Regions from separate parts of the Mus musculus genome. Here region 2 is linked to region 1. The links are chromatin contacts, found by Hi-C or POLR2A ChIA-PET in ENCODE. All regions are on one chromosome and are shown on one strand. The core of a region is the stretch at or near the end of the contact, and the rest is flanking DNA. Distances in the headings are between cores, read along the strand shown. Region 1 holds the start of Slc25a30 (solute carrier family 25, member 30). Region 2 has its middle 16 kb from the start of Gm4285.

Evidence for each region. Hi-C counts contacts between places; a loop is a spot of excess contacts on that map. ChIA-PET counts read pairs that join two places held with the same protein, here RNA polymerase II (POLR2A).
Region 2: a map of gastrocnemius shows a loop between it and region 1 (7-fold over the local background). The contact joins the enhancer-like site here to the promoter of Slc25a30 in region 1. A Hi-C loop is called at or near these places in 22 of 37 maps with a recorded cell type or tissue (Patski, T-helper 1 cell, T-helper 2 cell and 7 more). POLR2A ChIA-PET finds 5 or more read pairs at or near these places in 4 of 5 experiments (Patski and embryonic stem cell).

Annotation. Positions count from the first base shown.
Region 1 is chr14:75,783,990-75,789,342 of GRCm38, reverse strand. It overlaps Slc25a30 (solute carrier family 25, member 30), which reads left to right and starts at 2,306. Exons shown (of 10, transcript NM_026232.3): 1 at 2,306-2,418.
Region 2 is chr14:75,826,528-75,831,880 of GRCm38, reverse strand. No RefSeq gene overlaps it. Among named protein-coding and RNA genes, the nearest start is that of Gm4285, 16 kb to the left of the region's middle. Within about 2 kb of position 2,270, at least 2 of the 3 ENCODE cell types and tissues checked have a DNase peak (open chromatin) inside an H3K27ac peak, as active enhancers do; they include gastrocnemius and heart, where a contact is called at or near this core.

The DNA.
Region 1 (5,353 bases), core at 1,057-3,556:
ACTGTCAAGGTAGTTCTGCCCACTGTCTCATCTACCATGGCTTTCTTGAATTACACTTTAATAACTCCACTTTTGCCTTTAGTCTTTGGTGAATTCATTCACAGCCCACAGGTCGCTAGCCTGTCACTGTCACTCCTGTCACAGAGTCAGCGGCTTTGTGTAGAGTATAGAACAGAAGGACTAGATAAATGTGTAAATGCAAGGGGAATAGGAATTTTCTAGCTTAGACGAAAGAGACAGAGAAAGGAGGAGGCTAGATTGGAACCCATGGTATAGGCGTCTAAATTAGAGATATCCATCACTCGGGATTTAAAAGTATCTGGGGAGGGTGGTGAGATGGCTCAGTGGTTAAGGATACTTGCTGTTCTTCTAAAGGACTTGGGTTCAGTTCCCAGCACTCACATAGCAGCTTATAATCATCTGTGCTCCTATTCTAGGGGGTCTGATGCCCTCTTCTGACTTCTGTGGACACCAGACATCCATGTGGTGTCCATAGAGGTCATGATCACACGTGAACGAACACACATGCACTTGCACACACATGCACACGAAATATTCATAACATAAGCAGGAATAACTAAACCTAAGAACAATTTAAAAAATATCTGCGGTGAGAGGCATATTGTTTGTGAGGGTAACACTGATGGTCAACCTGACAGATCTAGAATCAAGGTTCCTGGGATACCCATGAGGTATTATCTAGATTAGGCATGCCTGTGAGGGATGTGTGGGGGCAGGGAAACTGAAGTGGGAAGACTCCCCCTGAATGTGGCCAATACCTTCTATCAGAAGCTGATATACAAGGAGCCCCAAGGGAAAACCCTTTGCTTGCTTGCCTTTGCCTCTTGCTAGTGAGCGCTTCTGTCATTGCTTCTAAATTCCTTTGCTGGCACCAGAACCAGGCTTCATTGGCTCTCCAAGATGGACTGAAGGCCATTGGTTCTACAGGAGCCTTGGCATCAGATTGGGACTACTGAGGCACCCAGGCTGCTGGTATGAGCAGCTGCCAGGTCCCCCAGCCTTTTCACATTGCAGGCAGCCATCCTTGGACTGACTACCCAGACCATATCATGTGAGGTGGCTGAATAAATCCCCTTTGAATATAGTCATTATATTGGTTCTTTTTCTAAAGAGAACCCAACTACACTGTTTTATGTTATGTGACACAATATAAAAGGAAACACACAGAAGAACTTTATAACAAAACTTTCCAAGGACAATCGGCAAGGACTATTGAGAACTGGTTTTGAGAACTGGTAGGCATTGTGCTGGAGAGCAGAGAGTGCTAGACGATAAAACATCCCCAGGACACAGAAGCAAGGGCTTCCAAGAAACAAACCCAGCAGTCCACATCCGTTTTCAATGCAAAGAGGAGGGGCTTTGTTGAGGAGATAGGAACCTTGAACAAGCCGCATCTTGCTCTATGCACCTTGCTCCGTAGGTAACAATGACAAACTGGCAGAGTGCATGTCCAGAAATGAAGGAAGTCTTGTGAATATCCGCCATTGTTCTAAAGGTTTCTAAATTTAATCACGAGGAAATAATCCCACGAATCCAGAACTTGACAAGACAATTGGTCTGGACCGCAACTATGCCAAAGTTAAGAAGAGTTTAGGAAACTAGAGGCTCCGGTCAGATTGTAAATAAATAGCTAATGAAAAAAAGAAAAAGAAAACGAGAGCTCTGGTTTAAGAAGTTTACGAGAGGTGAATTCAGATGCATTGGGTTGATTTTTAGTAGCTCCCGAGTTTCCTGTGCGCATGTGTGGATGACCTTTTGAGACAGCAAGGGGATATAAATATTATCATATTTATATGGGATATGATTGAAAATGTACTCAGTCTCTTGTATATGATAAGTGGTAATTTTTCAAGAGTTCGGTGTGAAAGGAATAGACACAGAAAGAATGCAAGAGTTGCGAAATGCTAGCGTTGGTGAGTCTGGGCTCTCAGTTTTCAGTCAGCACATTTCAAATTATAAAGCTCTATGTTAAAAACAGTGAACGCAAGATGATTCTTTGCGACTGCCGAGGTTCTGGGAGACACGGAGAAGCCCCTCTGAAGAAGAGTCTGTGGCTTCCCGGCTTCCCCTTCACAGACCGAAGGCAGTGGGGAGCAGCGAGCAGCCCGCAGCTCGGTTCCCAGCAGTGAGAGCCTGAGAACCCCAGTCTGGTTGCTTCTGGGACCCGCTCTTCCTGGGTCTCCTTGGCTGTGGCTGGAGGCGTGGCCTTGAGGGAGCCGGTGTCGACAGTGACCAATGAGAACGTGGTGTGGGCGTGTCCGGGCGAGAAGCGGGCGGAGCCGTTCCCGGCTTGGGCCGCGCCCGCCGTTCGGCGGCCTTTTCTTCCGCTCCCGCACCGAGGTGCTCCCAGGCGGCTGCACTGGCTCCGAGGAGTAGCAGGAGGAGCTCCGCCGCGGGGTGAGTTCCCGGCCGCGCTGCTGCCTTGTGGACCTGGCCAGAGAACCGCTGCGGCGGGTTTGCTCCGGGCTGAAGTGCGCTGGGGTTCGCGGGCTGGGGTTCGGTGGGTACGAGGTTCCGGAGCCCGGGCTCGCTCTGGGACCCGGGCTCGCTCCCGGGTTCTAGTGGTTCTGCGGGATCTGCGGAGGATGGCTGAGGGGGGCGTCCGGGAGGCTCAAGGGTTGCACCCTTTGCTGCGACACTTCTTCCTCCCACCGGTGTGCGCCCCTCCCATCCGTGGGCAGAGACGGTGCAGCTTCAGCACCCGCGAGCTCAGTACCCGGGATAGGGCTCTTCATCCATTGAATTGCTGGTGTAGGGCTGGGGATGTTGCTCAGTGGTTGAGCTATTTATTGTATACAGGGTCCCGGGTTCAATCATCAGCGTTGCTAAATAGGCGGTTAATAAACAATGTCCATTTTCTTTAAGGTAATGGGGCGCGCGCGTACACACACACACACACACACACACACACACAAATTGCTCGTGAAACAACAAGCTAGGTTGCTGCTTGCGAGTTCGCAAGAACCTGTCAAATGAATTGCTCGAAAAGTTAACGTGCTAATGCGTTTTAAAGGCTTTTTAGGTGTAATTTCAGGCAAAACACTCAGTAGTCAGGATTGTTCTTGCCTAAGAATAGCAAAACAATGCTAGAACGAACGCCCTTGTAGATTCTACATTCGGAGATGTGTTAGTGTGAAGCTGAAAGGCATGGATTTAGATCTTAGCAGTGGCACTGCCAACTTTTGTAACATGGGCTTAATTATCTCGTGAAAAAATGGTACTATTTCTAAAATGTTTTTAAAACACCATATTTCATAAGTATGTGTTGAGTTTGGTTTTTTCTTTTTTTTACCTGTACACTTAAAAAAAGATTCACCCAGTCTTATTTATGTGTCTGTGAGTTTATATGCGAAGTACTTTTGGAAGTCAGAATGCATCAGATTCTCTAAAACAGGAGTTCTAAGCAGGTGTGAGCCACTTGATGTGGATAGTGGGAATCGAACCCTGGTCCTCTGGAAGAACAGGCTGAGCCATCTCTCGGCCCCTCACTGTGTGCTTTTAATGAAGAATAGGAATAGGAAAGGCTTATGAAAAGACAGTGTAATGGGGGAGAGATTTATGAGAACACGAAGGGAAGAGTATGTGATTACGGTTTAAGACTGTACACTGAAAGAACAGACCAAAATGAAAATGATTTATTAATTATATAAGAGGAACTTGGAGAGCCCGCAGAAGTACTAGCAGTGCCAATTTTAAAGAATAATCGTACAAAGCAGTGAGTTTCATCACACTGACTTCATAGCTTTGTTTCTCATCCTACCCACCCGCCCCCTCCCTCCATCGACTGCCTGCCCAGTTAGAGCCCTTCTACTTTCTTTTTTTTCTCATTTTTTAAAATATTTTTTATTATGTATTTTCCTCAATTACATTTCCAATGCTATCCCAAAAGTCCCCTATACCCTCCCCCCCCCACTTCCCTACCCACCCATTCCCAATTTTTTGGCCCTGGCGTTCCCCTGTACTGGGGCATATAAAGTTTGTGTGTCCAATGGGCCTCTCTTTCCAGTGATGGCCGACTAGGCCATTTTTTGATACATATGCAGCTAGAGTCCAGAGCTCCGGGGTACTGGTTAGTTCATAATGTTCCACCTATAGGGTTGCAGATCCCTTTAGCTCCTTGGGTACTTTCTCTAGCTCCTCCATTGGGAGCCCTGTGATCCATCCATTAGCTGACTGTGAGCATCCACTTCTGTGTTTGCTAGGCCCCGGCCCTTCTACTTTCTAGTCCATCAGCTGTTTCCTTTCTCTCCGAAGGTCTTTTCCTCCTTTCTCATGACTGTCTTCCTAGTAACATGATCCGTACACATACACTTACAAATACACACATATATTTATTTATTTATTTATTTTTTAATCTCTTTTCTTTTTTTTTAATATTTATTTATTTATTATATGTAAGTACACTGTAGCTGTCCTCAGACACTCCAGAAGAGGGAGTCAGATCTTGTTATGGATGGTTGTGAGCCACCATGTGGTTGCTGGGATTTGAACTCCTGACCTTCGGAAGAGCAGTCGGGTGCTCTTACCCACTGAGCCATCTCACCAGCCCATACACATATATTTATGAACATAAAACATGGAATGTTTGTCTTTTGGAGTCTAGCTTATATTCTATTTTTTTAAAAAAAGACTTATTTATTTATTATTATATGTAAGTACACCGTAGCTGTCTTCAGACACTCAAGAAGAGAGTGTCAGATCCCATTACAGATGGTTGTGAGCCACCATGTGGTTGCTGGGATTTGAACTCGGGACTTTCGGAAGAGCAGTCGGTGCTCTCAACTGCTGAGCCATCTCAACAGCCCCCTAACTTATATTCCTTTATATAGTGACTTTCAGTTGTATACATTTTCCCACAAATGCCGTGATTTCATTTTTTCTTGTGGCTGCATAAAATTCTGTTGTATATTGTCACAGTTTGTATATGCTTGGCCCAGGGAGTGGCACTGTTAGGAGGTGAGGCCCTGTTGGAGTAGGTGTGTCACTGTGGCTTTAAGACCCTCATCCTAGCTGCCTGGAAGTCAGTATTCTGCTAGCAGCCTTTAGATGAAGATGTAGAACTCTCAGTTCCTCTTGCACCATGCCTGCCTGGAAGATGCCCTGATGATAATGGACTGAACCTGATTTCATTTAAACCTATGAACCTGTAAGCCAGCCCCAATTAAATGTTGTCCTTAGAAGAGTTGCCTTGGACGTGGTGTCTGTTCACAGCAGTAAAACCCTAGCTAAGACATATATGTGGATCACTTATTTTTATTTTTAATTTATTTTTGGTATTTTTGATATTCCTTATGGAGCTAGGTATTTTGGGGCCTCACTATGTAGTTTTGGC
Region 2 (5,353 bases), core at 1,021-3,520, 43 kb before region 1:
CACAACCATCTGTAATGAGATCTGATGCCCTCTTCTGGTGTGTCTGAAGATAGCTACAGTGTACTTATATATAAATATAAACATAAATATAAATATAAATATATATATATATTTTTTTTTGGGTTTTTTTGGTTTTTTGAGACATGGTTTCTCCTACCTTCATGTCCCTGGTGCTGGGTGGAAAGTGTGTGTCATTATATATTGTTCACAGAACTTTTGAAGTATTTGTATTTTTTTCATCTTTATATGTGTGTGGCTTGTGTACATGTATAGGTGTTCACATGTATGTGGGGTTTTGTGGAGACTTAAAGTTGATGTTTTTTTTTTTTTCTACATCACACTTCACTTTGTTACAGAGGGTCTCTATTCACATATTCACAGCTCTGGCTTCCCTGACATGTAGACCTTTTTTTTTTTTTTTTAAGATTTATTTGCTGGGCAGTGGTGGCGCATGCCTTTAATCCCAGCACTTGGGAGGCAGAGGCAGGCAGATTTATTTCTGAGTTCGAGGCCAGCCTGGTCTACATGTCCTGAGTTCCAGGACAGCCAGGACTATACAGAGAAACCCTATCTCGAAAAACCAGAAAAAAAAAAGATTTGTTTATTTATTATATAAGTACACTGTAGCTGTCTTCAGACACACCAGAAGAGGGCATCAGATCTCATTACAGATGGTTGTAAACCAGCATATGGTTGCTGGGATTTGAACTCAGGACCTCTGGAAGAGCAGTCAGTGCTCTTAACCACTGAGCCATATCTCCAGCCGCTGATATGTAGACCTTAAGATGATTTGTCGTCTTAGGATTTCATTGCTGAAGAGACACCATGACCAAGTGTACTCTTATAAAGGAAAGCATTTAATTGAGGCTGGCTTACAGTTTCATGAGCATCATGGTGGGAAGCATGGTGGAATGCAGGCAGACATGGAGATAGAGAGGGACCTGAAAGTTCTACATCTTGATCCTCAGGCAGCAGAAGGGAACTTTGTGCCATACTGGGCATAATGTGGGCATAGGAGACCTTAAAGCCCATCCCCATAGTGACACACTTCCTCCAACAAGGCCACACCTTTTAATAATGCCACTGGCGATGGACCAAACATTCAAACACATGAGTCTGTGGGGGCCATAACTCAAAATCTATCTTGCCCCACCAAAAGAATTAAGGAGTTTTGTTTCACAGATGATCAAAGACTGGGCCGGGTGTTGGTGGCGCCCACTTAATCTCAGCACTTGGGAGGCAGAGGGATGCAGACATCTATGAGTTTGAGACCAGCCTGGGCTACAAAATGAGTTCTAGGACAACCAGGGCTATCCTGTCTCAAAAAAAGGATAATATCATTGAGGGGGTTGGGAAGTTGAAGCCGCAGTGGATGGATCACATACACTGAGCAAAAGTTCAGATCCCCAGAATGCAGGTAAAAGCTAAGAAGGCATGATGGCTGCCTGTAATCCCAGCACTCAGGAGACAGAAGTAGTGGGATCTCTGTGAGTTTGAAGCTAGCCTGATGTGGTGGTTTGAATAGGTATGGCCCCAGCTGTCCTGGAACTCATTATGTATACCAGACTGGCCTCGAACTCAGAAATCCTCCTGTCTCTGCCTCCCAAGTGTTGGGATTAAAGGCATTGCCACCCCTGCTGGGTCCCAAACATTTTTTTTAAAGATTTATTTATTATATGTAAGTACACTGTAGCTGTCCTCAGATACTCCAGAAAAGGGCATCAGATTTCGTTACGGATGGTTGTGAGCCATCATGTGGTTGCTGGGATTTGAGCTCGGGACCTCTGGAAGAGCAGTCGGCGCTCTTAACCACTGAGTCATCTCGCCAGCTCACCCCAAACATACTTTTTGAAAAACCGAATGAGGAAATGAATAATGAAGTCTAGGCAACTGTACCCTCCACCCACGGGTGATCTCAACATTTGAATAAACGATCGTGTGCTTGCTTTTCTTCTTCGAGTGTTTTGCTTATTATTGTTCTAATTAAAGGCAATTTTCTAAAACGCCGGTGTTTGAACCAAGGGCCTCTTGTGCAGCTGCCATGCCACGAAGCTACCCTCCAGCACGAATTCTTAATTCATTTGTTTATGTGCTCGTGTATTAATAGATTCAATTGCTAAACACTCTCTCAGCAGCAGATCTGCAGTACTGGCTGAGCTCGCCATAGCAAACACCTTTTCTTTCTCTGTATTCCGAAGCAGTGGGAATGCATAGCTGGAGTGAAGCATTAGAGAGCGCTGCAGTTGTAGTTCCGCAGTGTGTCCGGCAGATGGCGATGCCGAGATCACCGAGTGCGGTCCTCAAAGCTGAAGGTAGGAAGGATCTGATCGGTTTCCAAATGCTGGATGGAAAATCAGAGCAGAACTTGAAGAGAGGCAGAAGGATTTGGAGAGGTTTTTTTAAAAAAAGACGGATTTCTGGCAGGCACCCCCAAAGGTTCTAGTCCCGCAGGAATCAGGCGGTCTCTGGGCTCTCTTCTGAGGATGCTCCCGCAAATTAAGAGGTCTGGGACCCACTGGCGGGAATTTCTAGGTCCTACTCAGCTGACTGGGTGAGGAAGAGATGCCTCTGGTTCCACTCTGAGTCTCTTATTTATCTCTGTGACTTTTCCGTGTGTCCCCGCCCCACCGCCACTAGCAGAGCGTAGGTGATAAAGATGATGCTGTTCCGTCTGCCGCCCAAGTTTGCTTCAAGGCTGAAAGGGTATCCGGCTGTTGGCAGCGAGGATTTAAGACTGGTCTACTCTGAATCAAAGGCAGGTGTGGCTGTTTTAAGAGTTCTCTCTGTTCCTGTGGAGCGGAACACCATCCAGTCTTGTGATTTGAGAACTGGCAACAACAGGAGTTGGCGCAGGGCCATAGCTGGGCTATCTGTACTTCCGCTGCCTCCCTGCCTGCCCAGCCGCTGTCGCCACTCCTCGCCACTGCTGCACGTGGGGGTGGTTCCTACTCTTCTTTGGGGTCATCGTTACCATATTATCCAAAAGATAAGGCTTAAAAGAAGGAAAATATCTAGAGTAATAATAAAGAATGGCATTGTTATATCGACTGGAACGCTCCACATAGTTACTCAACGCTAACACCTTCTTAAAGGGATTGTTCAAAGGGGTTGAAGGGTTAGGGATGCTACAGTAAGCAAGGATGCATTCTACGGAGAGGCCGCGGAGCACAATCACAGAAACTGGATTTTTTTTTTTGTCCTATTTAATGCTGTGTGTCATGCAAGGTCTCTCCAAAGAGGTGCCATTGAGCAGAGACTTAGCTGGTGAGAAGTGCCACCACACTGAGACCTGGGAGGAGGGCTCCTGTAGAGAGGAGAGGCAAGTTGTCAAGAAGAACCGGGCAGAGGCTGATGCGTAAGGGGGTGAGGGGGCTGACCTGGCGACGTGCTGGACAGGCAGGGAGCCGGAGGGGAGGAACTCCGGACTGAGTGGTCAAGCCTGCTTGTCCAGCTCTGTCCTGGCCTCACCCTGAGGCAGGAGCTATTTGCTTTTCCCCTGGGAAAATGTCACCAGGGCAGATGGGACTCTGGAGTAGTGATGGAAAGTTTTGGAAAACAGATGTGCACAGCGGAAGTTGGGTATTATATAACAGTTTTGTGCACCGAGGTAAGGCGGACTGAATGGCGGCTTCCATTTGGTTTCCTTCCGAACATGCCCCTTGTGTTCCTATGTCTGTTGCTGCTTTTAATCGGTCACTGTTTGCACCGACACTCCACACTGTCCACTCTGCCCGGTTCTGTTCTTCACTGGCCTTCCTCAACCCACTCTCCTAGCTCTCCTCTCTCCTAGCTCAGCAGGGAACTGTCTGAGCTGCTCTGCCACAGCTCTCAGCCAGTAAGTCTCAGGTTTCTAGGTCAAGTGAAATTAGAGCCCCATATTTCCTTTTGTGTAAAGGGCTATCTCTAGCTCGCACCCAGGGCCTCCCCTTCTGTGCATTAAATGATGCCAGCGGAGCTTTCCAGTCATATTTGAGCCAATGTTTCCCCTTCAAAGACTTCCCTGGGACTAGGGAGGTGTCCTGATCAGATATTCAGTGATACACACAAGTTATGATTATACTTTATCCTGGGAAATTACAAAGAAATGCCTTTGTCTTTAGTTTCAAAAAGAGCACACTTTCTTTAGGACTCAGTTGAATGACCCTTGCCCTCACACCTCTCCCTAGATACTGCCAGGAGGAGAATTTTGCCCAGTTTGTTCCTTTCAGATATGGGTCTAATAAGCCTTGTGCTGGCTAGTTTTATGTCAACTGGACACAAGTTAAAGCCACCTGAAGAGGAGGGAACTTCAATTGAGAAAATGTGTTCATAAAATGGGGCTCTAGGCAGGCTGTAGGGCATTTTCTTAATTAGTGATTGATGGAGAGGGCCCAGCTCATTGTGGGTGGTGCCATCCCTGGGCTGGTGGTCTTGGGTTCTATAAGAAAGCAGGCTGAGAAAGGCATGGAGAACAAGTCAGTAAGCAGCCCCCCTCCATGGCCTCTAAGTCAGCTCCTGCCTCCAGGTTCCTACCCTGTTTGAGTCCCTGTTCTGACTTCCTTCAGTAATGAGCAACGATATGGGAGTGTAAGCTAAACAAACCCTCAACTCCCCAAGATGCTCTGGTCGTGGTGTTTTATCACAGCAGTAGTAACTCTAGACACTGCCTGGAAGAGAATCTGGCCCAGTTTGTTCCTTTCAGTCATATGCTTGCATAAGTCCCAACTGTGAGTCAAGCACTGGGGCCAAAACTAGGTCTTTGAACTTTAGGAAGTCAAAACAGAAATACATTCCAGATTCTATAAAATCTTCCTACACATGCTACCGGCTTGATCATCCTCTCTACCTAGGGAAGCAGGTGGAATGGGTTAAGAGGTTAAAGGTCACTGATGTTGCTTGCTTAGAAAAGGGGAGCCATTTGTTCAGGGTCACACTGGTTCCAATTCCAGGAAGAACTGGGTCTAACCCAAGCCTTTGACTCTGATTTTATCCCTCTGGAATTTTAACTGGACTACAGAGCTTGGGCTGTCACTCCAAAGGCCAATGGGCAAAGACAGGGACTGAATCTTTAAGTTGTGCCTCATTCTGAGACCCAGGAACTGAAGAGGGCAGCAGATTAATCTCCCCAACCTTGTGTGTGTGTGTGTGTGTGTGTGTGTGTGTGTGCATGTTAGAGGTCTTCTCTGTCTGCTTTCTACCTAATTTTTAAAAAAAAATATTTATTTAATGTATGTGAGTACACTGTCTCTGTCTTCAGACACACCAGAAGAGGGCATCAGATCCCATTACAGATGGTTGTGAGCCACCATGTGGTTGCTGGGAATTGACCAGGACCTCTGCAAGAGCGGTCAGTGCTCTTAACTGCTGAACCATC